Regions from separate parts of the Mus musculus genome. Here region 2 is linked to region 1. Evidence: chromatin loops called from intact Hi-C (ENCODE). Cell type or tissue: heart. All regions are shown on one strand. Links, peaks and the distances in the headings refer to the core of each region. The heading gives the core; the rest is flanking DNA. Region 1 holds the start of Irx5 (Iroquois homeobox 5). Region 2 has its middle 140 kb from the start of Irx5.

Region 1 (16,174 bases), core at 5,380-10,379:
CTCCTCTCTAGCCTCTTCTCGTCGTCTGCCAGGGATGGGTGGAAGGAAGGGCTAGCGGGGCCCCTTCTACTTAGGCCTGGCTCTTGCCCACCTGCTGCAGTTGCTGGCGCAGAAAGGCGGTCATCTCGGCCTCGCTGTGCCCTGAGCGCCGGCATCCATCGACTCTCCCTGGGATCTGAATTCCAGGTCTCCAGCTCAACCTAGAGACCTCCGGCAGGAGGGAGAAGCCACTGTGGAGCGTGGAGGGAGAAAAACCACCTCCCAGCCCAGCTCTCGGGAGAACAAGACGTCCGCCAACTTCGCTATTCGCACTGGCGAGGAGGGCGCAGAGCGTTCTCCCGAGCGCAGCCCGCTGCATCTTTCCCTTTGTGTTCCCGAACGGCCCGAGCCAAGACTAAGGCCAGTTGTACGTCGAGATTGCCGCTCCGCCCAGAGTTAGCAAAAGGAGAGCAAAGTTGGAAGCGATCGGCGCGCTTGGGATGTGATTGTCATCCTGGGGCCGGCGCTCGAGAGTCTGAGAAAGAGAGAAGGAGAGGAAGAGTCGGGAGGGAGGAGGGGGAGGCCGGGCAGAGGAGGAGAGGGGGGTGGCGGAGGAGAGGCGGGCGCTAGGGAGGGGCGAGGGGAGCGCCAGTGAGCGGGAGAGGAGCCGGGGAGGAACAGGGAGAGGGCGAGACGCGCCTGGCGGCCGGGTTGGCTGCCGCCGGCCAGAGGCTCCTGCCAGTCCCCCCACCGACTACACCCCGGGAAGGAGGAGCTTCGCGCGCACACAAGGCGTCAGAATCCTCAATTTCCAACTTAGCATCTTGGCAGGACCTTTGCAAAGCCAAAAGCAGAGCCCCCCGGTGCAAAGAGCGAGGGAGGGGGGTGGGGGGAGAGAAAGCCTAGCCCGGGCAAGCGGGGCGCGCAGAGGAGCGGGCGCGGCGGTCGCAGCCAGAGGCGCGCGGGAAGCCAACCAGGAGGCGCCGCGGGCCGGAGCCCGGGAGCCGGGGCTCGAAGAGCTGCGGCCCGGGGCAGCCAGAAGCCAGGTGCCCTCTCGCTCGCCCTCGCAGGGCGCCGCCCGGCTCGTTGGCCGCCGCGGCGCGGCGCGCCCCATGCCCGTGTGTGGCCATGTCCTACCCGCAGGGCTACTTGTACCAGCCGTCCGCCTCGCTGGCGCTCTACTCGTGCCCCGCATACAGCACCAGCGTCATTTCGGGGCCCCGCACGGATGAGCTCGGCCGCTCTTCTTCGGGCTCCGCGTTCTCGCCCTACGCTGGCTCCACTGCCTTCACGGCTCCCTCGCCCGGCTACAACTCGCACCTCCAGTACGGCGCCGACCCCGCGGCTGCGGCCGCCGCTGCCTTCTCTTACGTGGTGAGTGTGAGCTGGGTCCGAGGCGGGCGGGCGGGCGGGCGAGCGAGCGGGCAGCCGGGGCCAGGCCTGCAGAGCCCGGTTGCGGTGGACACGGGCCTAGGCGCCACCTCACCCGCCAAGCTTCGCGGCCCTTGCAAACTTGAGCAATTGTCTAATTCAGCTTCACTCGAGCCGCGGGCTCCGGAGTGGCTCTGGCGAAAGCCGCGTCTTGCTGGGATCGCCGAGCTGAAGGGAAGGCTTTGGGGCGCGGGGAGGGGGGGGGATTGATTGGTCTTTACTATAAAGAACGGCATTTGGCTCAAAGCTCTGGGACAACCCGCAAATTTCTTCTTCTTCTTCCTCCTCTTTCTTTTGGTTTTGCCATGTTGGAAAAAGTAGTTCAAAAGAAGCCGACCGGAATTCCAAACAGTAGTAGTGTGCTAAATCTATGTAAATGTGTTTGGCCTCGCCTTTAATTAATCCCCAAAATGTTGCAAATCCGTAATCCTATCTTCGCAATCCGATTTGGAAGTATTAAATTTCTGAAACGGCCAGCGAGATGCGGTGTATCCGGGTTTTTACGGCGGGGTGTGATTTCTGGAAAAGCGCAACGGCTTCGGTTAGGGATAGCATTTTTAGACCGTCGGTGTGCAAGCTAAGGCTCAGCTTGTCTATCGCATTTCTTTGAAGATTAAAGAAAGAGCCTTTCCTTCCCTTGTTGTACCCCTTGCGCCCAACATGCGGCCGCTCTGGAGCAGAGCTCTGAGTTGTTGCTGAGGCTGCTCAGGCCTCTAAGAGAACCGTGGGCCCTTCCGCAGAGGCCAGATCTGAGACCTGGGCACCGAGGTCCCCCAGCAGATGGTGGCCTCCAAGGTGGTGTGCTAAACCCTGAACAGCCTCAGGGGTCCCGAAGGGCCAGAATCAGAATTGGGGGGCCCTGCTGCCTTCTGAGGAGGGGGAAGGTGGTCACTCTTGCGTTTAAACCAGCCAGCTCTGCCTCAGGGGAAGCTGGAGTGCGGGCCCGCGCTGGCACTCAAAACCAAGGACAGAGGGAAAGTGGGTTTCAGTCTTTTGGGTGGCTATGTAGCCCACACCCTCACTCACTTAACCTCTGCCTGTCCCTCACAGGGCTCTCCCTACGACCACACTCCCGGTATGGCAGGTTCCTTGGGATATCACCCTTATGCAGCACCTCTGGGCTCCTATCCTTATGGGGACCCCGCGTACCGGAAGAATGCCACTCGGGACGCTACAGCCACTCTCAAGGCCTGGCTCAACGAGCACCGCAAGAACCCGTACCCCACCAAGGGAGAGAAGATCATGCTGGCCATTATCACCAAGATGACCCTCACCCAGGTGTCCACCTGGTTTGCCAACGCGCGCCGGCGCCTCAAGAAAGAGAACAAGATGACGTGGACGCCACGGAACCGCAGCGAGGACGAGGAGGAGGAGGAGAACATCGATCTGGAGAAGAACGACGAGGACGAGCCACAGAAGCCCGAGGACAAGGGCGACCTCGAGGGCCCCGAATCAGGTTGGTGGATGCGGGAAAGGGTATGTTGAGCGGGACTCGAAAGGCAAAGGGGGCCTGGAGGGGGCGCGCACGGGTCCCTGCCTCTGCTGGCAGGAACCCGGGCCTGGCCGCGTGGCCTCCACGCCTCTGACAGCCTGGGTTTCGCCCACAGGAGGAGCAGAGCAGAAGGCGACTGCGGGCTGCGAACGGCTGCAGGGGCCGCTCAGCCCCGCCGGCAAGGAGACCGAAGGCAGCCTCAGCGACTCGGATTTTAAGGAGTCGTCCTCCGAAGGCCGCCACGATGAGCTGCCCAGGCCCCCGCGCGCGGGCGAGTCCTCCCCGGCTGGGCCCGCAACCGCTCGTCTGGCGGAAGACGCGGGTCCTCACTACCCCGCGAGTGTGCCGGCTCCCGGCCCGCACCCATCAGCCGGAGAGCTGCCCCCCGGCTCGGGCGGATCCTCGGTCATCCACTCGCCACCGCCACCTCCGCCACCGCCTCCGGCCGTGCTAGCCAAGCCCAAACTGTGGTCTCTGGCCGAGATCGCCACATCCTCGGACAAGGTCAAGGACGGGGGCGGAGGGAGCGAGGGCTCTCCATGCCCACCGTGCCCAGGGCCCATGGGCGGGCAAACGCTTGGAGGCAGCCGCGCGTCTCCTGCCCCAGCGCCCGCACGCTCACCCTCCGCGCAGTGTCCCTTTCCGGGCGGGACGGTGCTGTCCCGGCCTCTTTATTACACGGCGCCCTTCTATCCGGGCTACACGAACTATGGCTCCTTCGGACATCTTCACGGCCACCCAGGGCCAGGGCCAAGCCCTACAGCGGGTCCTGGCTCTCATTTCAATGGATTAAACCAGACGGTGTTGAATCGTGCGGACGTTTTGGCTAAAGACCCGAAAATGTTGCGGAGCCAGTCTCAGCTAGACCTGTGCAAAGACTCCCCCTATGAGTTGAAGAAAGGTATGTCCGACATTTAACTCTGGTGCGGTATCCCCGGACTTTCCTAATTTATTAAAACCATGGCCTTGGCAGTTATTTTTCCATCACCAAGAGAGAGAAAGAAAAAAGAAATAAACTACCCCTCTTATTCAGAAGTTTATAGTTTATGGAGATGGATGGCATAAAAATGTATACATCTCCACACTCGAAAAAATTGTTTTAGCCAACTGAAAAGAAAAAAAAACTTAAAAGGATTTGTATTAAATCTTATTCTGTATATTTAATGTAGCATTTTTGTATTTAAATTGATAATTCAGTATCTTTGAAGTAAATTATGAAATCAAGACACCTGTACAGGCATTTAATGTTTTTGTAATATAAATATATACATTTGTGTTCCCCCAAAACTGTTTCATAGTTTAAAAATACAAGTTTAATTTAATTTTTTACACCTATTGATTTTTTTCCTGGGTATGAGCTAAAATATTATTACAGAAAGGAAGCAGGTTATACGCTTAGATTTAAAAAAAAAAGTAAGAGAAACTGCAGTGGTCTTTGTAAAATGCAAAATATTTAATTAAAGGAGATTTTAACATAACTAGAGCCACTCATTACTTCTCAGAAGCCTCAATAAATTGTCAATTGCCTTGGTCAAAAGGTGCAACTGTAACTTTTTTCAAAGTGGAGTGAAAGATGCAGCCACAGACAGTTTGTGGGGCGGGGAAGGGGGACGGTAATTAAGCCACAAACCCTGGGGGAGCAAACGGCCCAGTCTGGGACTCAGGATTTGGATCATCCTTGTCCTGTGCTAGAGGGGGAGATTGGACCCTGGAGGAGGGAGAAGAGACCCAAGTGTGTTCCAGAAGGGAGAAAAAGATGACAAACCAAGGCAGAGTCGCGCACCACCCGAGAGCCATCGCTTAACCTAATTACTTCCAATCAGTGTCGTGTTTTATGCAAAGCAATCAGCTGGTGAACTTTGCTAATGAGTTCGATTTTATGCCGGATTTAGCCCTTATTACTATTTCAAAGGTGCTGTTAGCTAATGCGGGCAAGGAGCGTTAGGGGATGCCAAGTGGGAAGGCTTCCCCAAGTCAGCATCTCCTCTACCCCTTCAAAATTGGGCATTTATCTCTTCTTTGGATTTGATTAAATCAGTGACTGTGCCATCCGCGACCGTGAGGGTGGCCTGCGGCCTTGTGGATGGAGGCTGGCCTCCCAGCAGGGACCGCAAACCCGCAACGCGACGGTTCCCCCCTTTCACAGGTAGGTGTCACACTTGTCCTGAATTTCCAGCCTGTATTTTTCAGAGTCGGAGATCTGAGAGTGGGCAGAAGGGGGGTGGGAGGTGGAGGGAGCATCATAGTCACTAGGGGCAGTGAATGGAGTCCCCAAAGGGAGTCGGAGGCCCCTCCCCCATAGGCCCCGTTTTGGATAAGTGGCTTCAAAAGCTCCAGGCCATTTGCGTAGATAAAGAGGCCATTGTGGACTTGATGAGGCTTGTCGTCGCTTTAGCACTTTTCCCAGCTCCGATTGCTACAAAAGTGTTTTTGAGGGTTTATTCTTTTTCTTCTTCTTCTTCTTTTTTTCTTTCTCGTTTTAGTCCGCTTTATTTCAGCTTGGTGCAAACGTAGATTCATCTCGGTTCTAAATGACCAAGGGACAGTCAGTACCCATTGCCTCCACCCACCAACCCCTGAGTTCAGGCTTAGTTACCCTGCTTGCGGCTCCATTTTGCACCTGAGATATGAAGTCGCCAACCCTTTTACTTCATGGGAATTTTTTTGTGTGTGTGGTAATGGGGGGAGGTGCGATACAGGAAAAAAAAATACCCCAGCGAGAGGAATTAATTTGACTGACTGTAGGGACAGAACTGTTTGCACACAACGGCAGCATAATTAGGCTAAAGCATATTGTACATATTTGCATTTCTCTTCCTTACTTTTGCCCTACTCGGGTTTTAAAGCACACCCCAAACTTACACCGCTCTTGTTGCTGCTTTTCTTAGCTTTTTTTTTTTAAACCTGCAACAGGATTCATTTTGTTTATTCGAATTGAGACAAGTTTGAAAGCTGTGTTAACCAGATGCTTTAAGGAGCTGTTTTTGTTTGTTTGTTTGTTTTTTAAATCTGAGTCTAACTTAGAAAATTCTCATAGGGAAATGATTCTAAAGCTGGTAGTGTGAGCGATTAAACATACATGAAACGATCGTATTTTATTTTGTCCCTTTAATTATAAATGATTTTTTTAAAACAATTGCATTCCAGAGATGACTTGCCCTGCCCCCTTCCCCTTCACGCCCCTTCTCCCAGCCTAGTTCACAATCGGCTCCCCCTACCCCCGTGTCTATGCAGCCCCAGGAGTCATCTTCTTTTCTGAGAAGTCTGAAGAATAGGCAGACCGTTTTTTTCTTAAGGGAAAGTTTAGAGACCACATCAACGCGGCGGGGTTTTTTGGAAGCACTGGTCCTAAACTCTGCCCAACGATTTTTAAAAAGAAAATTACAGGCCTCCTTGTGTTCCTGGGAATATGCAAATGACGTGGCGGGGCATCCCGGGTCCGCGGACAAGGGCTGGGGCTACAGCCGCATGCCCGCCGGGCTGCCTGGGAACGGGCGCCGCGCCCGCCGCAGAGCGCGCGCCCTTTCTCCGCATCCAAGGGCTGCAGGCTCGGGGCTAGGCAACGCAAGCACAGGCCCTGGGCAGCTGTTGCCCTAAGTCTCTGTCCCCTGCGTGCATCTCTCCTGAGCTTGGCGTCTGCGGTTTTCTTTGCGTACTTCAACTACTGCGCACACTCCCACAGAAGTCCGAGGTTTTCTTTCTTGCAGAACTAGGTTTCGGTGGTCAGTGGTTTTTCTGGTTTCTAGAGATTATCTAATTTGGAGGTAGCCTGCTGGACAGGTCCGAGCTTGGGACATATAGAAAATAACATCTACGTTTAATCCCAGAAGTAGTTGTGTCCCATGTCCCCGAACCTCCATTTTAACTCGTCGGTCCAGAAGGCGATGCATCTTGGATGCATGAATACCAAGGTGCGTCTTGTCAATGCTGGGGTCGGGGTTTGTTCAAAGGCTGGGAACGAAAGACTCGAGCCACAGAGCCTAAAATATCTCTAAACTACCTCGAAGCTGACTTGTGCTGGTGTCAACCACCTGTGCCTGGCTAGGCCAGTTTTGGGGAAAACCTCACCTTCAGGAGCCCTAGTTTGGCACTTAAGGACTAAAAGAAACCGAATCCCAGCGGGTCCTGGAACTTCTCCTTAGGGGTCTCACAGTCAGTCTCCTTAGGCTGGGTTCCATCCCTGAACCCTTTGTGCCGGTCAAATCAGTTTAAGGGATTTAGTAGTCAAAGAAGAAATAGCCCGGTGGTATCTCGAGGTAAGCCAGGGCCTTGAGAGGAGGCCAGATGTCGGTACTAGGACCTAGAAAAAGCGGTTTCCTGGCTCGGGTGAAGAGCCTCTGAGAGGACTTTTACGCTGTAAGCACCTTCGGAGCACTTCGGAGTATTGCCCCTTACTATCCAAATCTTGAGACACAAAAGATTGGGGTGGTCCTGCGTGTAGCTTGGGTCCAGACCAGGTCTCCCAGCTCACCTGTCCCCTACAAGTAGCAGGTTACCTGGAGAAAGCTAGAAGCAGGTTACTTCAAAGTACCCAAAGTGAAAGGAACAGAATTGAACTTTCAAGAGGAACCCCGGGGCCTCCAGGTTAGGAAGGGCGCCGCCTACTGGTTCCCGGAGCCACGGGGTTCGCAGGGAGAAGGAGCCGAGCCAAAGCCGGCCAGGCCTTCATCCACCACCCTGCCTTGGCTCCGCATTTCAGCTGGGTGACCCCAGGCTGTTTCCGCTAGCCAAGTTGCCTAGGCCCTGGACTTCATGACCTAGTTAGCACTGGGACAATGGGTAGCAGGCCTTGACTAAATCAGCTTTAACTCGACTCCTAGCTAGCTCACTGTTATAAAAGTCAGGCAGCAGACAGCTGAGAAGTGTGGGCACTCAAGAAGTCTTCAGGTAGGGGGTGCGTAAGTAGTCTGTAGATGGTGGGCTTCGCGCAAGCGGTCTGTTTCATTTCAGGTGTACCCCATTTCTGCTTCCTTGTGCGATAGCACGCCTGGAATCCCACAACGTCTTGTTTTATTTGTGGTTTGCCATTCGGGAGGAGTCTACCAGTCCAGGAACACCGGTTTGGCCCGTGTGTGGACATTACAAAATAAGGGAACGCGTATTTATTTCCCGTTGGCTTTCGAACTCTCTTTCAACAGTAACTTTTAATGGGATCGGAGTGGCAAACCTTGTAGAGCTCACAGCAGCTAGCGCAGTAAGGCGCAGAAGGGCCATGGGGTGAACTAGGAGGAGGAGAGCAGGGCGTGCCCTTGGACCGGCTCAGTGTCTCTTGCCTCTGAGCAATCTAAGGCACACAGTTGACCCGAAGGGGACCTTGCCGTCTGCCCTTTTCACTAGCCAAAGCTTTGGCACGGTTACTAGGCCCACCCTGAATGTCTACCTCTGTGACCAGGTTAGACCCTCTCTCCTTTTCGTTTTCGCTCTAAATACAAACCTGGGCCATTGATAGTGGGCAGACCGGGATAGTGGCCTCACAAGAGAACAACCCTGGGGGCAGGTCTACAACTCCACCCGGCCTGCCCCACAGGGCTACCCGGAGTCTTCCGCCTCTCTTGGGCTGCAGCCCCCAACTCTGGCTTCCCTAAGGCCGCTCGCCCGGCAGCGCTGCTTTCTGACGCCGGAATGAGCCCAGCGCGCCCAGACGTCACTTTCCCAGTGAAATCTGCTTTTATTTGCTCCGAGCAAACCCCAGGCTCTCAGCGCTCCCGCCTGATGGATGCAAATGTAAATGTGCACTTATTTAATTGGATCAGGCCCCAAGATAAAAGAGATAAACGGCTCCCCGTTTGCTAACTTCTTTTCTGAGGCATGCAGCGCCTCGTGGAGGGGAAGCTAATGAAGGAGCCGCGCGGCGCTCAGCCCTGCAACTCTTCGCAGCCCTGGTGTACAGAAAGGCCCGCGCCACCTCGTCGCCCTCCAAGCCTGGTGGGGTTCCCCTGGGATCCTCTGTGCGGCCTGGCCCGGAAAGATGAGAAGGCCCGGGGCTGCTGTCTCTCTTGCAAATTCGGGTCCGCATGGTTCTCCACCTAGGCTTGTTCCCCTTGGCTTGCTTTCTCACCCAACCCCCGAGCTAAGCGCATTAGGAAAAAAAAAAAAATCCCTTACCCCAGACACCTCTACCACCTCAGGTGGAGGGGTTCAGAGAGAAAGATGCTGGGCTGTGGATGTGGGTGGGTGGAAAGCAGATTGCCTCTCTGGCCTTCAGAGTCAGGAGGAACGGTCCTCAACACGGAAGAAGCCCCTTTCCTGCTCCCCACAGGGCCTTCTTTTGGAGCCCGAGGTTGCTTTCAGAATCATCTGGAATCCCTGGTTTAACTCTTCCTCTACCCACATACTGTACACACTTTACACGACAGGACACAATAATTTCTGTGTGACTCGGAGACGGGACAACTATTCGGAAGGAAAGGACTGCCTGGCACCGTTTCTCCTTGAGACAACAGTTTAGACCTTTAGAGCCAGCGGATCCTCGTGTGCCTCAAGGTTGCTTCTAAATTTGAGGTTCCGATTTCCTGGAAAAAGTTTCTCTTCTGTTCAGATATATACGGTCGTTGATGAAACAGCGTAAAGATAATGAATGTAAAGGAGAGGAGCGGGGAGCCCTTGCGTAGAGACGCTCTCCCAATAGATCCAGTTCCCTGAAACTGGGCTGGACTGGAGAGCTGGACTTCTTCGAGGGGCTGGACTGGGCAGCACCGATGTCGCTGCCACGCTGGGTCCCAATGAGCTGATGGATGGGCTTGTCATGAAAGCTGTGTGCGCGGAGCATTTACCTCGCTAAACTGAAATTACTGTCTTTTCAGGGGCTAATTTGTGTAACTCCCATGGAGGGGCCTGGAGGGGGTTTGATGAGGCATAAAATGATGATTAATGAATTTATTGGCCGCTGCTCATCAAACAAGGGCTCAGAGCTGGCGTACACACCCGGAGCCTGGCGGCGGCGCTCAACTCAGCTGGGATCCAGCCTCCCGGCTCCAGTGCCTACGTGGTTCCCCCCACCCCCGACGCGGCCAGCTTTGGATATTTTGCTTCTCTTGAACCCAGGAGGCTTCCTGTGGGCGGTCCTGGACCCCAGATTCAGAAATGGGCATGGAACCCCGGGGGTTCTGGAGGAGAAGAGCGGGTTCTAGCTGTCCGCCATTGCCCCCTGCAGGCAGTATGCTCAAGCCTGGGGCAGGGCTGGTGCTGATGCAGGAAGAAGCCCCTGGGACTCCCAGGTGACTGTGAAGCCTGCGATGGCTTTGGAGCTTTGAGCAAGAACTCTATTCCGGATATATCATAGCTACTGGGTGGGCAGAGGGTGGCATAGCGCTGTCTTCCTAGGCGCTCTTGGACAATTTCAATAACCAGTCTGAACCTGATTTCCTCATTCATAAAAAGGGACTGAAATACCTCACTCCCACCACCGGGAGGGAGGGATATGATGCATGACACATGGCAGCCTTCAGGATAGCTTTTAGGGTAGCACTCTCACTAGCTCAGGTCTGGGATGCAGGGTCCTACCAGCATGGCTGCTCCTTCTTGACAGTCCTCTCCACTTCCTCTGGTCAGTAGCACCAGCTGGAGCTTGAAGAGAAACTGTGGGAAGCCTAGAAAGGCAGTCATACCCACCAGTGTGGCTTCAGGAAATCCTTGCACCCTTGGCCAGGCAACCCTTCATCTGAAGGCACCTATCTTTTGGAATACAGTTACTAGGACCTTCAGGCTACTCCCCTTTGGTCTCAAGAATCTATAGCCTCGAAGGCTTCTAAGTTTACCTTGGATTCTTTTCTCAGAATTCAACACGTTTACTGCCTTCCTTATACCTAGTCACACTGTCTGCCCCAGACTTCCGAAGAAGCAAATCCACCCTTGCTTCCATGGCATCCGCTTGTTGGAAGAGAAGGCAGGGAAAACCTTGGCGTTGAACCCTCTAGGGTGTTCTTACAGTGGTCTTCTTGCTAGCACAGATCTACGTCAACCCTTCTGTCCTTCCTCCGTCTAGCTGAGCATCTAGCATGGGCTAATGCTGCTGCAGGAGCCAGACAAAGTCTCCTTGCACTTTCACTTCAGACAACCAGATTGCACGTTCACTTCAGACAACCAGACTCAACAAGTAGCTCAACAAGTAAGCCACGGAGACTCCACATTGTGTCTGTGTGATGAGGGTTATAAGGCAAATGGAGAGGGTAAGAAGTGGGCTCTTTTAGTCGAGGCAACCCACTGAATTCCCCTAGGATATGATCATGTGAGAGGCCTCCCTGCCCCACCTCTCCAAAAAGATGCTAGGGAGCCTGCCAAGCAGAAATTAGGAGGAAGGAAGACGTCTAAACACAAGGAATAGAAAATGTAAACTTTCTGAAGTGGGACAGATTTCAGGGAGACCTTTGGGAGACAAGGCCAGGGTTCAGGCCAAGAGCAATTTACATAGGGCCTTGTAGGTCCTGTGAGACCTTCAGTGTCCGTGATGAAAGCCAGGTGATGTGGAGGGTCTTGAGGATCTGACTCATGTTTATAAACATGCTGTGTGTGAGCTGAGCTTCTGGGGGAGGGGCGTGGTAGCACAAGCAGGAACAAGTTAGGAGACCAGTTGAGAATCCTGAGGGAGGAGTGTTCCTCAGACAAGTGTGGTAGCTGGAATCAGGGAGAAAGCTCAGTCTCTTCAGAGAGAAGAAACCCAGATATTCTTTGACATGTCACCCGAGCCAGTGGCGCTCACGGATGTGATGGGATTGGCGGATGCCAGAGTACTCAAGTGCTCAGGGTAAGATGCCATGGGTGACCCCAAAGTGGACGTTTTCTCTCCCTCAGCCACAGATGATACCATGCTGTGATCAGATCTTCCCTTTGGTTCCCCACCGGCACCCCCAGCGCCAGCCCCAGCCCCAGGAGAGAATCTGAAGTTTGGGAAAAGAGAATGACATGTCCTAGCTCCTAGAGTCATAGGCAGAGGCACAGCCCAAATGCAGGTCTCCTAACTCCTGCCTCGCCTGAGCTAAGTTCTTCAGGATATCTGTATTTTAACAGAGAACTCTCTGAAACAAAATGCCTTAACAGAGAGGAATGAATTCATAATGCCGGAATCTCAGACACTGTGACAGGCTGTCAAGGGAGATATTTTTAGGCTGGGCCTGGAAACATCTTAGCCTTCCTCAAATGCTGCTGGTATAGGGAGGGCTGCTTCCTCAACACTTCGTGTGTGAAGTACAGATGAGGGAAAGCCAGAATGCACCATCTCTCTCAGAGACTCGACAACAAGGAGGGACAGAGGCTGTTTCCCTGCCAAGTCGTTGTCTGCCCTGGGTAATTGCTATCTGACAGGATATGCTCATTTCTCCAGTCTGAAGTGACTTCTGTCTGCCTACAGTTTTCTCCCATAGCAGAAGTCAAAAATTAATATTCTTTTGTCCATTTTCTTACAGAGTGGATCCTGCCAAACAAAGGTTTGAGCTGGGGCAGGCTGTGAGTTACCAGTCTTTTGGCCATTTGTTTTAGATATCTTATGTTGACACCTCAGCTTTTTCTCATCGCTTTTCTTGACTTCTGTGAGATATATATATATATCATCAGCTTGGGGATTTGTTTTATTCTGTAAATTATCATCAGTCCTTTGTCCCCAAAGGAACCTGTAGGCCCTTAGGAACAATGTCTTAACATCTTTCAGGTGGATTCAGGCATCTCCTGGCTCTGGATTCTAAATACCTTCATGGTTCCAAAATGTTCTAAACACCTTCTCAGCTAACAGGGTTTGACATCAGACTCATTCCCTCGGCTCTTTCAAAGACTTTTGTTTTCTTTTTTTTTTTTTAAGATCCAAACCACAAGAGTTTTTGTTGTTGCTGTTTGTTTTGTTTGCCCTGTATTTGTATTGAATAAATCCAGACCCCGGTGGTGATGGGAGTCTCTTCCCAAATACTCTCGTGTGTGGCAACAGACACTGGCAGCTGAGGACCAATTTATGGATCCCACGGGTTGACTCAAGGCAGTTCAGAGAAAAGGGCTCATTTGAATAACCACCACCTCTCTGCTGTGGCAGATAATTCATAAGCTTGCTTTATTTTTGGCGGATAGAGTTACTTTTCCTATCTACACCCTTTCTCTCCTTCTGTCAAGGGATGTATTTTATTTCATGGTTTGTGGAGACTAAGTCCACCGGGGAGAGGAATGTCAGGACGGGGAGCATGCCACTGCTTCAGCACATCAGGGGAGATCAGAAAGCAGGGCAGGAAGATGCCATGCTCAGTCCACTCTCCATTCTTTCTAATCCCCTTTCGTTCAGTTTGGCAAAGGTACAGGTGGCGGGGCCATCTGAGAAAGTTCTGCAGGGTTCAAGGGTAGCCTCTGCTTGGCTCAAATCCTCTCAAAGTCAACTCCAGTTCTCCCTCCATCTTTTTAGAGCAGAGCAGCTCACTGGTGGGACTGGGGTTATATACACCGCTGCTTCACATTTTGTACCATGTACTAATTTGAGGGCACTGTTATGGCAACTGTGATAAGTGACGTGACAATGGCAGAAAGGAATGCAGATGAACTTGCTCCCTCCCTGCCAGGATCTTTCAGGGTCTCTGGAAGTTCCCATTTCTTCTGCTTTGAATGCTGTCCTTGAAGTTATATGGGTTTCTTTTTGGAAATACACTTTTGGGAATCATCTTATGAGATGTGGACCTTGTGCTATTTGATGTTGTTTGTATGTGTGAGTGTGTGTTTGTGTGTGCATCTGTGTATGTCTCTCTCTCTCTCTCTCTCTCTCTGAGTGTGTGTATGTGTTTGTGTGTGTGCCTGTGTATATGTCTGTCTGTCTTGTTGAGTGTGTGTGTGTGTGTGTGTGTGTGTGTGTTTGTATGGGTGTTTTTTTTAATGCATCTATGTGTGTATGTGTCTGAGAGTATGTTTATGTGTGCATCTATATGCGTGCATATATGTTGTGTGTATGTGTTTGTGTGTGTGCCTGTGTATATGTCTGTCTGTCTTGTTGAGTGTGTGTGTGTGTGTGTGTTTGTATGGGTGTTTTTTTAATGCATCTATGTGTGTATGTGTCTGAGAGTATGTTTATGTGTGCATCTATATGCGTGCATATATGTTGTGTGTATGTGTTTGTGTGTGTGCCTGTGTATATGTCTGTCTGTCTTGTTGAGTGTGTGTGTGTGTGTGTGTGTGTGTGTGTTTGTATGGGTGTTTTTTTAATGCATCTATGTGTGTATGTGTCTGAGAGTATGTTTATGTGTGCATCTATATGCGTGCATATATGTTGTGTGTGTGTGTGTGTGTGTGTGTGTGTGTGTGTGTGTGTGTGTGTGTGTATGCAGTGCCCAGGGCTTGTGTTTAGATTCCACGCAAGTGCCCTATCATTAAGCTTCCTTTCCCTTCTCTTCCAGCTTGAGACAAGGCTGTCTCTGTCACCAAGGCTGACCTGGAACTCCTGGGTTCAGGAGATCCTCCCACCTCAGCCACTGTAGCAGCCCACCAGGCATAGTGTCACCCATGCTTTGGGAAAGAGTGCCAGCTTCTTTGACAGATGTGGAAACTGAGGACCTGAGACATGCAGCTTCTTATTAACATCTCACAGCCAGTGGGCAGCAGAGCTAGGACAGCCGTCTGTCCTCCTGATCTACTGCCTCCATTTCTTGCCAGCTCCCTGAGAGATTTTCTCCTTCATTTTCTTTTCCTTCCTTCCTTCCTTCCTTCCTTCCTTCCTTCCTTCCTTCCTTCCTTCCCTCCCTTTCCCCCTTCCTCCCTTCCTCCCTTCCTCCCTCCCTCCCTCCCCCCTCTCTCCCTCCCTCCTGACTCTTTTGTTTACAACACTCTGTATACCACTTGCATTCTCATTGCCAATGGAGCAGAAAGGGCTTTGGATTCCCTGGAACTGGAGTTATAGTTGTGAGCCACCATGTGAGTACAGCAAATTGAACTTGGGTTCTCTGGAAGACCAGCCATTGTTCTTAGCCACTGAGCCATCTTTCCAGCCCCTGGGACTACTTTCTTAATGAGACCCTGTACTCTGAACCTACCCCAGAATAAGCTTCTGGGGACCCAGGACTAGATAGAACACTGATTGAAAATGGCCTGCGCAGGGGGAGCTTGAGTCTCTCCTATTCTTTTGGTCTGTGATGTCACTTCATTTTGCTGTCTGGAACCATCCTTTAGAGGTGAAAGGCCTTGGCTTATTTTGCTTGTTACAGCAGAGGGTGGAGGGGAGGATAGAAGCTAGATCTTTATCTCTGAGAGAAAAAAGAATGGACTGGTGGAATTGATGGTTCTAAGGACCCCAGGATGGATGCGATTGGATGTCTGCCATCTCTTTCCAAGACGGTTTGCCTGCAAGCATCCTCGTGCTCCTATATTCATCTCTCACAAGCAGGGCTTCCATGTCCTTCTCCCTGCAACCACACAGGAGTGACACAGAGACCTTGAGTAGTGTTCCTAAGAGAAGGGTATTGGGTGCCAAACTTGACATCACTTAAGTCAGTGACTTCATCATCCCTGCTCCCCTCTCTTTTTTCCTCCCTACATGGGTGACTAGGTTCTATTCCCCAGCCTGCAGGAAAGTCAGGCCTTCCAATGGTGTTACTGCCATGACTGACTAAGCAGGTAGAACCTTCTTACTCTAAGCCACACACTCAACTCCTGAGCAGCCATCTTTAGCTTACAACAACATGCAACTCCCAAGATGTTCCCAACTAAGCTATCCTTCCCAATTCCAGCTTCTTCTCCATCCTTACTCAGCCTCCAGTGCACACAGAGATATCTTTCTTTCCCCATACTGTCTTCAAATGGACTCTCAAGTCCTCTGTATCCTCTTAAGGGAACTGTGTCAATGTCCTTCCCTCTACACTCTAGTCTGAGCCTTGGTGTCTGGCAGGGACAAAACCATGCTTCTTGGTACCATCTCCTTGCCAACTGGCCCTTGCAGCACCAGGGTAGAGCTTGCCACCTGGAGCTTGCCACCCTGAGTAAGCAGCACAGATTGATGGAAATAAAGTAAGATCTGCAGATGTCAGGCCAGTGTGTTCAAAGAATGTGGTCTTGAACTCAGAATAAACTCAGGAGTCAGACTAATATGCCTTCAAGTCCTGGCAGCTGCCCTCTGTTGTTTGAAACACAATAGTGACCCAGGTAAAATGAACAGAGGTGGAGTCAGAAAAGCCCTGAACCAGGACCTGTGAGACAGGAAGAGCCACAAAGCCTTTTTGCCCACCTGGTCTTCTCCATGTTGACCACTCATTCACCAGCTGTGGGGCAAGTTACTCTGCCTGTCTGGACATCAGTCTATTCATCAGTAAGACAAGAGTTGGC
Region 2 (16,174 bases), core at 5,941-10,940, 130 kb after region 1:
GGTGGGAGCTGAAGCATACACACAATTCCCTGGGAAGATGGCAACCCACTGGGAGGATCTGATGCTGAGGAAGAGGTCCTGGGTAGTTTGGCCAGGCAGAGCAGTGCACTTTGCTCTGCGACCTCCTCTCCATGTGCACTCTGATTACCCTGTGGCTTTTCCTCTCTCCTCAGACACTCAGGGTCCTAAGCTGTGTACCCTTTGCAAAATCCCAAATCCCGATCCTGCTCCCAGTCAAAATGTGTTGGAGACAAATGAGCAGTTCTTCCCACTGTCATTCCAGAGTTCAGACTGTAGAACTCTGTGGCAGAGACCATCATAGCTCACCAACAGTTGTGGGAGGTCCATGAGAGGAGATACAAAGACTGTTGCTCCACAGTGAAACACATTCAATCAATCAATCAATCAATCAATCAATCAATCAATCAATCAATCTATGTCTTATTGAGACAGGATCTTACTCTGGAGCCCTGGTTGGCCTTGGACTCATAGATAGCCCCATCTTCAGCCTACCAAGTATTGGACGTACAACACCACATCCCCCTATAAAATTTACCTTAAAAACAAGGAGTGGGTCTGGACAAAGAGTCTATAGGTGTTTGTATCTTTCAAAGCTTTTCTCTGAGTATAAAATTGCTTCTAAATAAAAGGTTTAAAATTAAGAGGAGAATCACCAGTGTGAAGGAGCAGGTGCTACTTCAAAGCCAGCTGTACAACCTGGGCCCAGCCCCAGTCTCCAGCTGAGAGTATCATGGGCTCACGGAAAGGCTGCTCTCCTGTTGCTACCCCAGAATCTCTTGGGTTTAGAGTTCTGCAGAGATAAAGATGGATCTGGACCCTATGGGACTCACATGTTGAACAATTCAGCCACTGCAGCAGGATGTCAGACCCAGTGTCTGGTACCTGGCTGAGGCAGGAGTGCAGTCCTGACAGAGGGATGCCTGAAGGATTCATAGAAACTTCATCTGACTTGGCCAGGATAGCCTGGAATCCATCCACTCCCTTCTCTAAAGGAGGTGTTAGGCAGCCTTCCAGGACAAGGTCTCTCTCTTATAACAGGGCAATAGGAAATGAGCCTTAAGAGAGAGTGAGAGTTATTGCTGCATTTAATCACCCTGAAAAATCTCTCTGAGGTTGCCCTGGAGTTCACGCCTGATGCTAATATAAGGCTCCAGGGAGAAGCAGCTAGTTCCCCCATCTTACCTTAGAACCAACATTACAAACCGTACTGAGAGTCCTGAAAAGGGTAGGTTCATCCAGCTCTAGTGTTACAGCCATGGGGATAAATGGACCCCATAGACTCTACATCCTGAGAGCTCAGGGACACGGTCGTGGACACTCCGAAATCTACCAATGAGTTCCTTGTGTATCCAGGAGACATGTGGCAGTTGGAGCACATCAGATTCATTCTCATGAGAACCAAGGAATGGCCATCTCCAACTCATGCTAAGTGGCAAACTGACATTGCAGACTGTTTTTTCCCCTCTCCTATTCTCCCGAAGCATGATCTTAATGAACAATGGTGGACTGATCTGAAGAAGATAAGGGTGAACTTGAGACTGTCTCACTCACCAAATGGCAGGAAAAGATGTCATCTTGGTTGGCACAGAGCAGCGGCTCACTTGTCTGGCTGTGTCCCGGTGCAGGTACTGGTGTGACCAGAGTGATGAGCAGGCATTTGGGAGCCATGATGGACCATGCCTACCAACACAGCCAAGTCATCCCGAAAATGCCAATGGTGACCCATGCAGTCCGAGAGAGTAGGAGCCTGGAGACTATTCACAAGATGTTAATAGGTAGGTGGAAGACCCAGAATGCCTTGGGGATAGCAAACAAAGTCCCATGTGGGCAGAGCAGCAGAGTGGAGGACAGAAGCCTCTGTGCTTAAAGGCACTTAGTGCCAGTGGTAGTGGGCTGCACAGCAAGGCAGGGATGGTATGCAAAGAACTGGGTCCATTCGGGAAGCAATAGGATCTTGAAAGATGATATGAGGATATCTGTGTCCAACAGCTCTGAGGATGTGGACTCTACAGTGTTTACAAGAGTGACCCCTCACCCTCATTTAATGACAGCCAGTGCATGCTCAGGGCTGGGAGGTGCTGCCAAAGCCTGTTTGCAGAGTGCTAACAGGTACTTCCCTCAGGATCTGGCCCACCTCCTCTGCTGGTTGTCTTGCAGAATGGAACAGAATCATCATGGAGCCTGGCAAAAATGGGAAGCAACTAGACCATGGTCTAAAGAAAAGAGTGGAGAGGTTGAGGCTGGCGTAGAAGTGGCCATAGTTGAGGACCAGGCACCAGTAGTCTGGAGGCTTCTGGGCTCAGTAAAAAGGTTAAAGGGTGTTGAAACAGGCTCTTACTATGTAGCCCAGCCTATCCTGGAACTCACCACATAGTCACAGAACTATAACTCAAAGCAATCTTCCTGACTAAGACCCTCAAATGCTGGAATTATAGGCATGGACATCCTCTCTCATCTTTTAGGGATTCTTCCTCAAGGGTGCTAGAGCTGAGAACTAGAATGTCAAGAATCCATTTACCTGAGAGCATTCTCTGGGAAATGTGGGCATTTAAGGTGCTACAAAACACCTCATCAAAGACCCCAGGGATGGGGCAAGCTCACATCTAGGTTGGTGTTGAACATGTAGGGCAAATCAAGGCTAACTCCATTGAGTTAGTTTCTATGTTTCCTGGCAGAAGAGAGAGGGAGTTTAGAGGGGTTGGCAAACTGAAAGAAATATATAGTGGAGGCCAGAGACTTACCAGAAAGACTGAGTTCTGTAAGAATGCACAGCAAGCTCACCACCCACCAAAGCCATCAGGAATGCTCTGTTATGACTGAAGGTGCTCCATCAAGAAGCTTGCAGGAGGCTGCTCCATGCAGACCTCTAAGCTCAGAAATATTTACTGACCAAGGGGCCCTGAGATCCATGGCCACCTCCACCCTCAGACCACCTCTCCTACAGACTTCTTGCTCCCAGCCTTTAAATGAAGATGGTAGGGATACTTGGGCAGGCAAGTTCCAGGAAGAGAGATGCAAGATTCTATCAAAGGTGGCGACTTTGGCTAGACTGTTGAACTTGGGGTGAGCTGGACGCCAGGCCGAGGCCCTCTCATCATCTTCCAATGTCCTCTGTATATTTGCATCATCCTCTTTGCCTGGCTCTCTCCATTTCCAAGGTAGCATCTCATTCCTTGCACTTGCTTCTCTATTCAACACATTGAGGAAGAAGACACTGCAGAGAGGCAAGACCCAACTCCAGCTAGTTCTGGAATATAACTCTGCTGCTGTGATCAGCCACTGTCCCTCCAATGAAGTCACCACTGCACACTCGAGCCAGTCCCTCATTCGAAGTGGCTGAGTCAGCTTACCCCACCATGCTTGGTAGGGCCTCTGAGACCCACACTGTATATAATACTGAATCTCCAGTTTGGCTTTTTTTGTCTCACATCTTATGACTAATTTCCCTGAAGCATACTGAGCTAGAAATGGGTGGTCCCCCCCCCCTTGAATGACACAGAGTTTTATAGACAAAGAGTCACTCGCTAATAAACCTGTGAATCACCCAGGGTACTCAACTTTGGTGGTTATAAATGAAAATAAGCGCATTGTGGGAGCTCTCTGGAGACTCGATTCAGCAGTTGGCTGAGCAGTGGGGACACCATGCCATGCCAGGCGTGTTCCCACAGGCAAGGGTGTCGGGGGCCTGTTTGGGCAGGATCCATCCAGACCAAGGCACTGCCGGCTGCCTTGTGTGGCTCCTGCTTCCTAGTTGCTGCTGTTCTTACATTTTAATTATGAATTGCTGTTGGTTTGGTTCCCTGGTCATCAGCTCAGCTTGTGGTGGGTTGTTGGTTAACCCCACAGCATGCAGGGGTACATATTTGCACCAGCAGAGTGTGGGGCCTATCATTTTCCAATAACTACCGGGCTCTGAACTGTGGAGGTGCTGCCATTTGGCTGTGACTCATCCTCGCCCCAATTTCGACAGCAGAGCTCCACATGGAGGCACCGCAAGTGTCCTCGCGGGGCTTGTCAATGTTACCATTCTTTCTCTCTCTCTCTCTCTCTCTCTCTCTCTCTCTCTCTCTCTCTCTCTCTCTCTCTCTCTCTCTCTCTCTCTCTTTCTCTCTCTCTCTCTCTCTCTCTCTCTCTCTCTCTCTCTCTCTCTCTCTCTCTCTCTCTCTCTCTCTCTCTCTCTCTGGCAGGATGGGGCAAGACTGGTTGTTTGACGGCTTGGTTGGGGACATAGTGGGTAGCACATCAGTATATTCAAAGAATCAGGGCTAGGACTGAGGTCCTAATGGGAGAAGAGAGGAGAGGATAGGAGGGGATGGAAGGGGAGGGGAGAGGAAGGGAGGGGAGGAAAAGGGAAGGGAGAGGAGGGAGGGACCAGAGGGCAAGCAGCAAGGATCTTAACCCTTCCACTCCCATTTCCATAAGCGGCTGGCATGGGGAGATAGGGTCTTGCCATTTATGCTGGCTTTGCATGGGTCTGGCTGGGACAGGATGAGACTGTACACCAGGATTCAGCAGGTAGCAGCAAGCATGTCATCACTGGTGACTGCTGGGGAGGTGACTGACTCCTGGGTAATTACCACATTACTGCAGAGTTAGAGCTTTCTGATGGCAAGCCTCCGAAACCAAGCTGTGCTAACTCAAGTTAAAAAGTGAAGGGGTTTCACTGATCCTGGGACATTCACAGGGCAGGCAGGGCATAGGAGGCAGTGTCTGAGTATGGTGAGAGCTTGGGTGGTTGGAGCACAAGTCAGAGTTAACTCTTCTTGGACTATTACTGGCATATTACACATGACAACATGCCGTTGGCACTGATGTTCCCTGCATGGTCTGCATGTTTTTGTTTCAGCTTTTACCATGATGCAATGAGGCAGGAACTAAACTGAGGTACAGGTAAGTTAAATCACTTGCCCAAGACCATATGGCTAACTGACAGTGGAGCCAGCATGGAAACCCTTTCATGTCCTTTGGATTTGAATGTGCCATTTATCAGAATCCTCCTGGCATGTCTCAGACTCCTCAACACTGATAAGGATAGCTACTGTGCTATTGTCTATACATGTGTATGGAGTGTGTGTATCTTTGTGTCTGTGTTATGTTATGTTAGCATGTGTTGTGTATACGGGTAAATGCATACTGCATATGTATGATATACGTGTTGCATGTACATGTGGTATGTATGTGACATATGTGTGAATGCTGGCATGTGTGGCATCTGTGTGTGTAGATTTTCATGTGTAGCGAGTATAGGTGGCACGTGTACATGTTCCTGTGTATGCAGGACATATGTGAACATGTTTGTGTTTGTTTGGTATGTGTGTGTATATGTTCATGAGTGTGCACATGAGTGATCAGAGGTTGACATCAGGTGTTGTCTTAGACAGGGTTACAATTGTTGTGATGAAAAACTATGGCCAAAGCAACTTGGGGAGAAAAGGGTCTATTTGCCTTACATCTTCAAATCACAGTCTATCATTGAAGGAAGTCAGGACAGGAGCTCACAAAGGGCAGGAACTTGGAGGCAGGAGCTGATGCAGAGGCCATGGAGGGGTGCTGCTTACTAGCCTGCTCTCTGTTTTGCTCAGCCTGCTTTCTTATAGAGCTCAGGGCTACCAGCCCAGGGATGGCTCCACCCCCAATGGGTTGGGCCTTCTCCCATCAATCACTTATTAAGAAAACCCTTCAGGCTTGCCTACAGCCCATATTTTAATTGAGGCTCCCTTCTTGGATGACTTTAGCTTGAATAATGTTGACATAAAACCTACCAGAACAAGTGTCTTCTATTTACTCTTTTGAGCTAGGGTCTCATACTAAACCCAGAGTTTGATGATCTTGCTAAACTAGCTGGCCAGAAAGCCCCAAGGGTCCCCCTGTCTCTATCTCCTCAGCACCTCTATTAAAAGCACATGCAACCATGCCCAGGTTTATATGAGTGTTGGAGAGTCTAACTTAGGTTTTCTTGTTTGTGCAACAAGTACCTCACCGATCTGTCTCTCCAGTTCCTGCACTAGTCAATTAAGAGAAAATGCAGTCAATTGAACAGTTACATACCACTGATAGCAAGATCAACACCAGAGTGTAAAGGCATGCATCCTACCATCTAGGACAGAGATCCTTTCTTCTCTCTCACAGTCAAGGAGACAGCAACATCCGGAAAATAAATAACCCACCAGAGGCCACCCAGCCCATGGATGGCTGAGCAAGATTTGAGCTGCACAGTTTGGGTCTAGACACTGCACATTAATGACCTCGAGCTGCTTTTCTGGGTGTGTGGAGCAGGGCTCCAGGAAACTACTATAGGGCAAGGATTTGTGGTCTAGCCAAGGCACCCGGGCAAGGAAGGAGAGGGCAGGCCTGCCTCCAGCATGCTGAGCTGATGCACTGTCCAGGGAGGCCAGATAGATGGAGCAGAGCAGCAGGCCAGCACCCCCTGGAGGACATGCCAGGCTCTCTCCTAGACAGGGGAGGCTTAAGATAATGCCCTCCCCTCCCCAAAGAGCCCCTGCCTTCCAAGTTCATCATGTCATTGTGGACAAACATAGACCATGAGAAACCTAAATAAGCGAGCGGCTGCTCGGGGCCTCAGGCAGCTAACCATAATGGAGGTTTTGGGGTTTCTGCTTCAGACAGAACATCACATTCCTCAGCCGAAATAGCTGGGTGGAGAAGCAGGGCATCATTGCATGGGAACACCCGGCCAGGATGAGCCAAACAAGACAGAAATAAGCCCTGGTCACCACATGAAGGGAACTCGTAGGTGTGTGGCTGGCTGGACCCTGCCTTGCCCTGTCCTGCCCTGTTAGGGCTGCTGTTCCCCACAGAAGTTCTGGGTTGGCCCGAGGAAGAAGGCAGGCTGCTATTTGACTGGATATTAGCCTTTAAGCCTCCAAGACATCAGCTCTTTCTTAGACAAGGGTCCTTAGAAATTGAAGGGTGAAAAGCACCCTACTTATTCTGCCCCTTCTCAACACATACAGACAATGATGAATTACCAGACAGGGCCAGAAATAGATGTATACACATATCTGTGTAACTGAGGCAGACAGACGTGTTCTGGTAAAAACACATGCAGAGCATGGGCTAATACACACAAATCAACTTCCATGTATGAACCCTGCACTCAACACCCCTCACACAGCCCAACCAGTAGAGCACATGGTGTTTTGTGGACCAGGGAGCTGTGCACATGCACAGAACCCAGCTACCTATATTCTTCCAGAGGCTTGATGTGGGCACACAGGAGTGCACACACACACACCAGAGCAGACACATAGGAGCCTCTGTAGCATGTATTCAGGCAGGAGTACTCACGTGTACACATACACACACACACACACACACACACACACACACACACACACACACACACACACACACACAGATACACACACTTATACACGAGTTGTACTTTTGGAAACGTGGTCTCCCAGGCATTTCATGCTGACTCTGGCTTCTTAGGCTGCTTCCTACCCTGGGCATGCTCATCCTAGAGGGTCAAAGCTGGAGCAATCTTATTGAAGCATGCATCTAAGCTCATTTTGGTGAGTGTTGAGATGGGGGATGGTATCAAGAATTCCTCTCACTCTACACTTTCCCCCCTCACCTTGGGTTAGCATCTTTCTCCCTCCATGCTGATTTTTTCATGGAATAAACAGCTAAGCAGACCCAGGCTCTCCCCAGAGATTAGGCCTACATGTGTGTCTTAGCAACAAGCCTGTAAAGATGGAGGAGATCATAGCTGCTTGGTCCATTCCTTTATACCGAGGCCATTACAGTACCTGGACTCTCCATTCACATAACAAATGAGTACATAGGGAAAAAAAGGGGGCTTGGTATCTCACTTAGCAGGGATGGAAACTAAGGCCCAAGGAAGCCCAGCTTCACCAAAGCTACAGCAGTTTGCCTCCCGCCTCACACAGGGCTGCCTAGTCTGTGAATTCTTAGAATCCATTCCTCACATGGAGGGCAGGGGCAGTAAAATCTGAATTCCACAGCCAAGTGGGCAGCAAAGGATCCTGGGAACCTCTAGGCTTCCCACCTCTGTCTGCCTTGCATCTGCCCTGGGCCAGAGGGTGCAGCTTCAGCATCCAAGCCATTCGGTGGCGTCTCCCTCCCTGAAGCAGCAGATGGATGGTGCCCTCAGCACCCCACACAGCACTCCACTAGAGCCTTTAGACCTGGAGATGAGCTTCAAGTTTCTGTCCCTGAGAGCAGGCAGGAAGAAAGGAGGAGAAATGGAGACAGCAGGGGTCAGTATTTGTTCAGTGGAGGCCATGGCAGACCAGTATGGAGGACTGGCTGTCTTTAGGCACGATGCCCAGTACCTCTCAGACACATAACACCAGAGCCACAGACTGCTCTGGCCCTGGCCCCAGTAGGGGAAGGCAGCACTGAAGCCTCCCAGGAATCCACACGGCTGCTTAGGAAAGGTCCCTGCTTTGCACCACGTTGACAATTTGCCAGCTGTTGTTTTGTAGCAACAGAATCTTTCCTCTGATAATTCTCTTTGAAGTTTTAAATTAAGGTGTATACTTTTGTGTTTGGTGGAATTGTTATAAACATGGGATTGGGCAGATAGCCCCAGCAGAGTTACAGACAAGTTCCATCTTCCCCCAATCTCCACCCCAGCAACCTACCTTGTGGTTATCTCTGCCAGCAACTACCAGTCTGTTGTCTTTCCTTAGAGCTCAGCCTTTTCCAGGATGTTCTGTAAATGAAAACACGCACAATGCAGGCACTGCATTGACCACGGTGTACACGAGAGCCAACTGTGCTGTAGAGCACATTGGTAGCTTGCAGCTCCTTACATGAGCAAGCAGACATCCTTACAGAGAAGGTCCCATTGGTTCATCGGCTCCCTAGGAGGAATGAAGTGAAGTGAAGGAGAAGTGCCCACTGCTTCTACTTTAGGCCGTTATCAGTGAAGTTGCTGTGAGCACTCTTACACAAGTTGTGCATGTGTTTGTCCTTTTTGGTAAGTAGGATTGGCCTCAGCTTCTTCAGAAACTGTCCAAGTGCGACTTTGCAGGGTCCTATCTTAGATTCCCACAGTGGTGAATGAGAGCATCAGCATCATTAGCATCAGCATCAGCATCATTAGCATGAGCATCAGCATCATTACCATCAGCATCAGCATCAGCAGCATCACTAGGAGCAGCAGCAGTTCAGCTATGGCTACCCCTGCTCTCTGTCACTAGCCTAGTAATTATACATCAAGCGATATTCCACCAGAAGTTCTAGACTATGGAACAGGTAAATAGAATTGTCTGCGACAAAACTAGAGCTCTGACCCCCAACTTTTCCTGGCAGCAGCAGGGTTCCCGCATACCTTTTGCAGGGCAATGCCAAAAGATTAGGGGATCATCACCCTAGGCCACATAGCTCATAAAGAGGGGACTTTGGGCAAGGACTGGCCTCTGATCAGTGTTCCGTCGGAACTATAAACAGGGAATTGAGGCCCTCAAGCCATTTTCCAGGGACCTATGTGAGGCTAGGTTGAGGCCTGTGTTTGGGTGTAGTTTGGGGCTATTACCATGTTGGGATTTTTAGGTGAGATAGTATGCCAAGGTCTTTAGGATCACAGAGATACTTAGCACTATCACCACCTCCACCACCACCACCACCACTACCACCACCACCACCACCACCGCCACCACCACCACTACCACCACCACCACCACTACCACCTCCACCACTACCACCACCACCACCACCACCGCCACCACCACCACTACCACCACCACCACCACCACCGCCACCACCACCACTACCACCACCACCACTACCACCACCGCCACCACCACTACCACCACCACCACCACCACCACCACCACCAACAACAACAACAAGAACAACAACAACAACAAAAACTGGTATATTAGTAACATTTTTCTGTTGTGATAAAATAACCAAAGCAATGTAAAGAAGAGCCAGGCAGTGGTGGCGCATGCCTTTAATCCCAGCACTTGGGAGGTAGAGGCAGGTGGATTTCTGAGTTCGAGGCCAGCTCACAGTTTGAGTGTAACATCTATCAGGTGGCAAAGTTCAGTGGCAGGAGCTTCAGGCATCTGGTCACAGTGCACCACAGCCCGGAAGCAGAGCTATGGATGCTCTCGTGCTTTGTGTTTTCTCCTCTGGAAGCCTAGAGCATAAGCCTAGGGAACGGTGATGCCCGCTTTTTAAGGTGGATCTCACCTCAGCCAACCTAATTAAGATAATCCCTTACAGGCACACCTAGAGGTTTGTCTACTAGGCTATTCTAGATCTTGTCAGGTTGGCAATTAACACTGACCACCACGTTTGAACAAATCACTTTCCCCCTCTGACCCTCAGTTTCAGCACTAGTAAAACAGATGCACATCTTACAATTCCATTGGGCTATCAAGTCGTTCCAGCTCAGGACCCAATTCTTTGTTGGATATATTTATTTGGTAACATCGCCTGGGGCAAACAACGCGACATGCCAGTACAAATGTGGTAAATCAGACAGGATGGATCCAGAGGTCAGAGGGGAACAGATCAGATCTGAGAAGGGACAGTGGTCAAATGAGCAATATTGCAGGTGCTGTGGAGAAAAATAAAGGATCAAGTCCAATATGGATCATGCAGAGAAAGGGGATGCCACTGGAGACAGGGTGGTCAGGGAAAGAGCCTTTGGGAGGTGACACCTGAGCAGAGACTTGAAGAAAGTAGGAGTTTCAGCCATGCATAGTGTTTATTAGCTGTGCATCCTTAACCTTGCCATACCTCCTTCCCTTGATGTTAACATAAACTCAATCAACATCCTTCATAATGAGCTGTTGCAAGGTTGAGGGGCTGCTCACCCAGCTCCTCTTTGCTCTGTATGGAGCCCCAGTCAGGTTGGGGGTGAATACAAAGATGACATGATTTGCAAGGTGTGAGATATGAATTAATCCTCCAACAGCTCACGAATCCTGAGCTACACCTTCCCCATGGTGGCACGTCTAACTGCCTTCCTTATGTTGAGGTAGATGGAGGTAGTGGTCCCTCCCATATACACAGGCCTATTTTGTGAGGAAGGGATTTGGCTACTCTTCCCACCAGGATGCTACGCACTTCCTTGTTTGACCTTGAACTCAGCTATGTGATGAACTTTAGCTAACGTGTGTGGGCTGTTCGTACAGGTGACAAGGACCTCTTGTGTTTCTGCCATCACTAGAACAAAGCAACTTGAAGCAGCTTGATGGATCTAGTAGGGCAGAGGCAATCGGCAGAGTCCCATGAACTACAGTGTGGAGCTGGGTTCATCAGAACTCCGATAAGACCAGCAGCTTCCAGCCAATCTCCAGATAAGCCAACAGAAAGAGTACTGTTATCTAAGCCACTGCTTCTGGGTGGTTTGTTACACAGCACGATGGTGGTAACTTATGACTGATACGTGTGTGTGTGTGTGTGTGTGTGTGTGTGTAACTTAATAATTTAATAAAATTATGTATATATTTATCATATGTTTAGCCCTTGCAGAATCCTTAAGTAGTTTTATGAGTGAGCTGGGGAAGGTTAAGTTACACACAAATTTGTAAAGGAAGGGTTATGAATGCACGCCATCTGATTTTAGGTCCTCTTCCATTAATCTTCACGTGAAAGGGGAGGGAAAGCATGTGGAGGGGACACACATTTGACATAGCTGCATCTAACGGCTTTGTGTGGGATGTGAGGAATCTGACCTGAGAAAAGGTTGTGTATAGAGGAGAGCACAATGCTGCTGGGGGGATGCTAAGCAGATGTTGAGAGAATGGAAATGTAGACAGAGGAAGTTCATACAGGGATCCTCACAATGATGCCTTGCCCTTAAAGCCCTCTTCCCCTGTCTTGTCTGTTCCTGCTCACCCCAGCTCTGAGCAACGGGGACTTGACTTGAGATGGTGTGCATTTTGGCTGAGATGGCTGTACCCCCAGATCTTCAGGGTCTGCTTGCCTATCACACTTTACATGGCTTTGGCGGCACTTGTGCTGTGCTCTGTGGAGCAACATCCACCTTTGGCACATGCTCAGTGTGTAGCCACACAATGGGATCGGTGGATTTAACATGTGTGTCAGCAGGTGAGATAGTCCTAAGTGTGAGCTCTTTCTTGCCATTTTGCACATCAGAAACATGTATCAGATTAGTAGGTGGCTATGATCAAGTCTTGTGACACCATGGACATTTTTTGCACTATTGCATGATACAGGGCTGGAGCATCCTCTCTGATACAGCTCCCTGGGCTGACCAGAGCAAGCATCGGAGTGCTGAAGTCCTAGGCTCAGTAGAACAGGGAAGTGGGATGATCTGAACTCCTTGGAACAGCATACCCAGAGCAGAGTACATGGAGAGGATCATGGGAACAAGGGGAGCCAGGCTTGGTGAATGAATGGATGGATGGATATGTAGGTGCTTGTAGCAGTGCTTACCATGTGCCAGGCTCCACGTAGGGGATCTATAAACACTGGTTCTTTGATTCTCAGAGTATTACTGGCACTGGATGGCACTATGGCCCCTACAAAGCTATGGCCAAGTCCTACGCCTGAGCTCTGTGGATGTGACCCTGCTTGGAGAAGGGACTTGACAAGTATTATTTAATTCAGAGCCAACACACAATGTTTCATGTTGCCCAAGCATGCTCCATGTCCAGTGTCAAGTGTTCCTCATGGAGCAAAGGTAGAGGTTGGCAATGTATAGACTCTGGCAGGACACTCTAGGGCCAGAGAGTATTAGGAAGATCCTTCACTAGAGTGGGGCCTGGATTTCTTGGTGACTGTGACCATCTTGTCTTGGGAACAGTATACCCAAGCCACTTTGTCACTCGGTTTGTGGTAGCTTGCTATTCCAGGCCTTGGGAATCAACAGTGACCTATGAGGGATTAGTATCAACACAGAGAATTTTGCAGATGAGGAAATGGAAGCGTAAACAGAGAGAAGCAACTTGGCCCCCATTAATTAGCAGGTCAAGTACAGAACCAGCTTCAAGCCCAAGATGGATGCCCTTAACCACAAACTCTACAGATGGAGGCTACAGGCCTCGGCTGTTGCCCACAGCCAGTGAGTGTCAGAGGCAGGATTTGAGCCTCGAACTCTGTCCATAAAGAACTGCAGGCTGCATTGGCTGAGAGACACATTTACCCCTCCACTACCTCCCAGCAGAATCTGTCTCCCACACTGCCTCCTTGATGAAGTGGTAGTTAGGTCCCGGGCCTCCCTCAACATCATTTGGGTGCCATCACAGAGCGTGTGATTTATACAGTGCAGGGTGACACTTGTGTGTGTCAACAGCCCACATTAAAAAGACTCGAGGGTGACAAGTGGTCCCACACCAATGGCCTTGCTACTCTCAGGGACCCTGCTCTCACCTGCAGTCATTCCTGAAAGCCAGACCCCGGAGAGCTGATAAATGGAGTCAACGTGGGAGCCCATTATTCTGCTCACAGAACGGAAACTCCCTAGAGGTTTCTAACTTCCTATTTCACCTGAGCAACTGGTGATGCTGGGCTTTGTACCTCCGCCCTTAGGAAAAGCCTAGCTTCATCTGTCACCACAGCCCACCACGACTAAGAGGATTGCCTATGCTCATCCTCTATAGGGCTCTACAGCAGCCATGTATGAAGGCTCATGGTCCGGACAGGAGTGGAAGCCTGAGTAGGTCCAACTCATCCACCCTCTCCTAACGTTCCCAAAGTGCCCCCAAAGCCCACCTCCTGGCTTTTCCTGCCTCTGGCGGTATAGTTGAACATGGCCAAGCAAGGATGTCTCCAGGCCTAACTCTTATTGAATAGTGTCTTAGTTATGGTTTCCATTGCTGTGAAGAGACACCATGACCAAGGCAATTCTTATAAAGGACAACATTTAATTGGGGCTGGCTTACAGTTTTAGAGGTCTATCCCTTTATCATCAAGGTGGGAGCATGGCAGTATCCAGGCAAGGCATGGTAATGGAGGAGCTGGTTCTACATGTTCATCTAAAGAAAGCCAAGAGCAGACTGTTTTCAGGCAGCTAAGAAGAGAGTCTGAAAGCCCACCCCCCACAGTGACACACTTCCTCCAACAAGGCCACACCTCCCAATTGTGCCACTCCCTGGGCCAAGCATATTCAAACCACCAGAAATAGTCATCCAGGTTCATGGTCGAATGTGAGTTCTGTCACTTGGATTGTGAGATAGACAGATTAGTGATGGGGCCCGAATATGTGTGCCCTAATGAGCCTCCCAGATGGTTGCAATCCACACTAAAGTTTTAAAACCAATGTCTTAAACAAAAACAGCAGTTACGTCTCTTTCCTTCTATTAAGAGAAATTCGGAAAGCAATCCAGGAACAATGTGATATCTCCAGTGTTTGGTCCCACTGTCTGCTGTGCTGGGTCCATTCTTAAAAGCTGGAGTTACAACAACTCTTACTTAAGAGTTATAACACTCACGTTGTAAAAAAGCCTTTGAAGCTCCAGCTATTGTGTATGTATTCCAGGCATGAAGGAGGAGAGAGTAGTCAGGGAAAGACGTGTCTCTAAGTTGAAAGGCCCTCAACATTGCTCTAGGGATCCCCACCAACACCAGCCAACTTTCTCTTCACTCATGGGGCATTGCTGAGGCAGAGATCAGAAATACCTTCTTTTATGTGGGCATCTTATCGAGTGTTTAAATAAAAGGGCAGGGCAAGATGGACAGTGGGTTGGCCTCTGGCCTCTCCCTCATAAACACTTCTCAGTCCACCTCCAATCCTCATAGCCAATGTGTTTATCTGCCCCACTTTACAGATGAACGGAATAACCTTCGAAGAGATCTAGGTCACTCAGCCAAAGTTGCTAATTAGCCTTTCAATCCCACCCTTGCTCCACCTTGCTCCACCTGTAGTCTGGGGGTGGCCATGGCCATTTATAAGGTCTCTTCTCCAGACCCAAAGGTTCCAAGCAGCTAGAAGTCTCCAGGCCTGACGATGGGCAGACAAGAAAGAGAATGGGGGGAGGGGGCTTCAGGCCCTCTGCAGAGCCCAGGAAACCCTGTGCTTTTCCAGAGGTAAATAGTGAAACTTAATTAGCTACTCACACATGCCAAGTGACTAATCCTTAGGCTTTGCAAGGCATCTGCTCTGTGAGCGCCTGGGGAACCTCACCAGCTTCCCTCCACCTGGGCACTAAGGTTAAGGCCGCCTGGTCTCTGGTGGAGGGCCTTTGGTGCAGGCGGGCTGAGAGTATGGGCTGTCTTCTCCAGGCACTGCCCATGAAGGGCCTGTCAAGGAATCCTCCTGACTTCACCCTTCGTGTGTGTGTGTGTGTGTGTGTGTGTGTGTGTGTGTGTGTGTGTGTGTGTGTGTGTGTGTTTGGCGAGGGAGGGGGGTGCTCCAAGGCTGACAGCACACGATGTAGCAATTTAGCACTGACAACCATAGGTTTCTCTCCTCATCTTAAAGGAAGGCCTCCACTAAATTATATCTAGACATTCCATAACCAAGAGGTGGGAAGAGACAGTAGGTTCCAGAAACAGAACCAATGCAACAATGGCTCTGTTGGTTGGGGGATGAGGTAGGGGACTCCCACAAAGATATGCCTGAATTAGGGAGCACCCAGGGAGGTCCCCCTCATCGTGCCACTGGAAGCTCCTTGTTTCTCCCTTCATTTGGGATTTACCAGCTAGACACATGAGTGGACAGAAACAAGGCCCCAGTTTAAGGTAACTCCATTTCTTACCAGCTCTGAGCCTGTACCAAACTCACTATGCTCCAGGCCTTACTTTCCACCTTTGTAAAAAAAAAATTGTTTTTTCTCTCACTCATGTGTTTTGATTCTCCCAAGCTGTGGTCATGTGCTGCCTGAGAGGGTCCTCCAGCTTGGACAAAAGGGGTCCAGAATTAAAGTGACTTATCAAGCCCGAGCTTGAGTGATGGTTTTCCTGGCTTTGTACATAGGTTTAGTGTTAGAATGCTCAACAGAGACCATGGGTTGTGGGGCTGTAGCATGAGTGAGTACCAGGCTGTTCCCTTCAGGTTGACTTATATCTTCCCTCCCACACGGAACTCAGATATCTGGAGGAAGAACCCAGTCTTCAACAGCCAGTCAGATTCTTGCCCGTCCCAACTTCACCAGACTCAGAAGCCAAGTGGAAGCTCGCCAAGTTGCACAGCCTCTGACGGACAGAGGTCCTTTGGTATAATATGCCTTATGACAGACCC

Evidence for each region. Hi-C counts contacts between places; a loop is a spot of excess contacts. Peaks named below come from ENCODE experiments on the same cell type or tissue, not always from the same donor. Only the 100,000 strongest peaks of a DNase experiment are listed, where the experiment ranks them.
Region 2: it touches region 1 in a loop (3.0-fold over the local background); 1 of 42 quality-filtered maps calls a loop at or near these places.

Annotation. Positions count from the first base shown.
Region 1 is chr8:92,357,077-92,373,250 of GRCm38, forward strand. It overlaps Irx5 (Iroquois homeobox 5), which reads left to right and starts at 720. Exons shown (of 3, transcript NM_018826.2): 1 at 720-1,353; 2 at 2,461-2,866; 3 at 3,018-4,380. The coding sequence starts at 1,108. The coding sequence ends at 3,820. In heart, for the core only: CTCF peaks have their summits at 7,512 (motif pointing left) and 10,063 (motif pointing left); a DNase peak (open chromatin) is centred at 7,535; H3K4me3 peaks cover 4,675 bases; H3K27ac peaks cover 3,076 bases; H3K27me3 peaks cover 3,711 bases.
Region 2 is chr8:92,485,286-92,501,459 of GRCm38, forward strand. No RefSeq gene overlaps it. Among named protein-coding and RNA genes, the nearest start is that of Irx5, 140 kb to the left of the region's middle. In heart, for the core only: CTCF peaks have their summits at 6,462 (motif pointing left) and 8,259 (motif pointing right); a DNase peak (open chromatin) is centred at 8,326.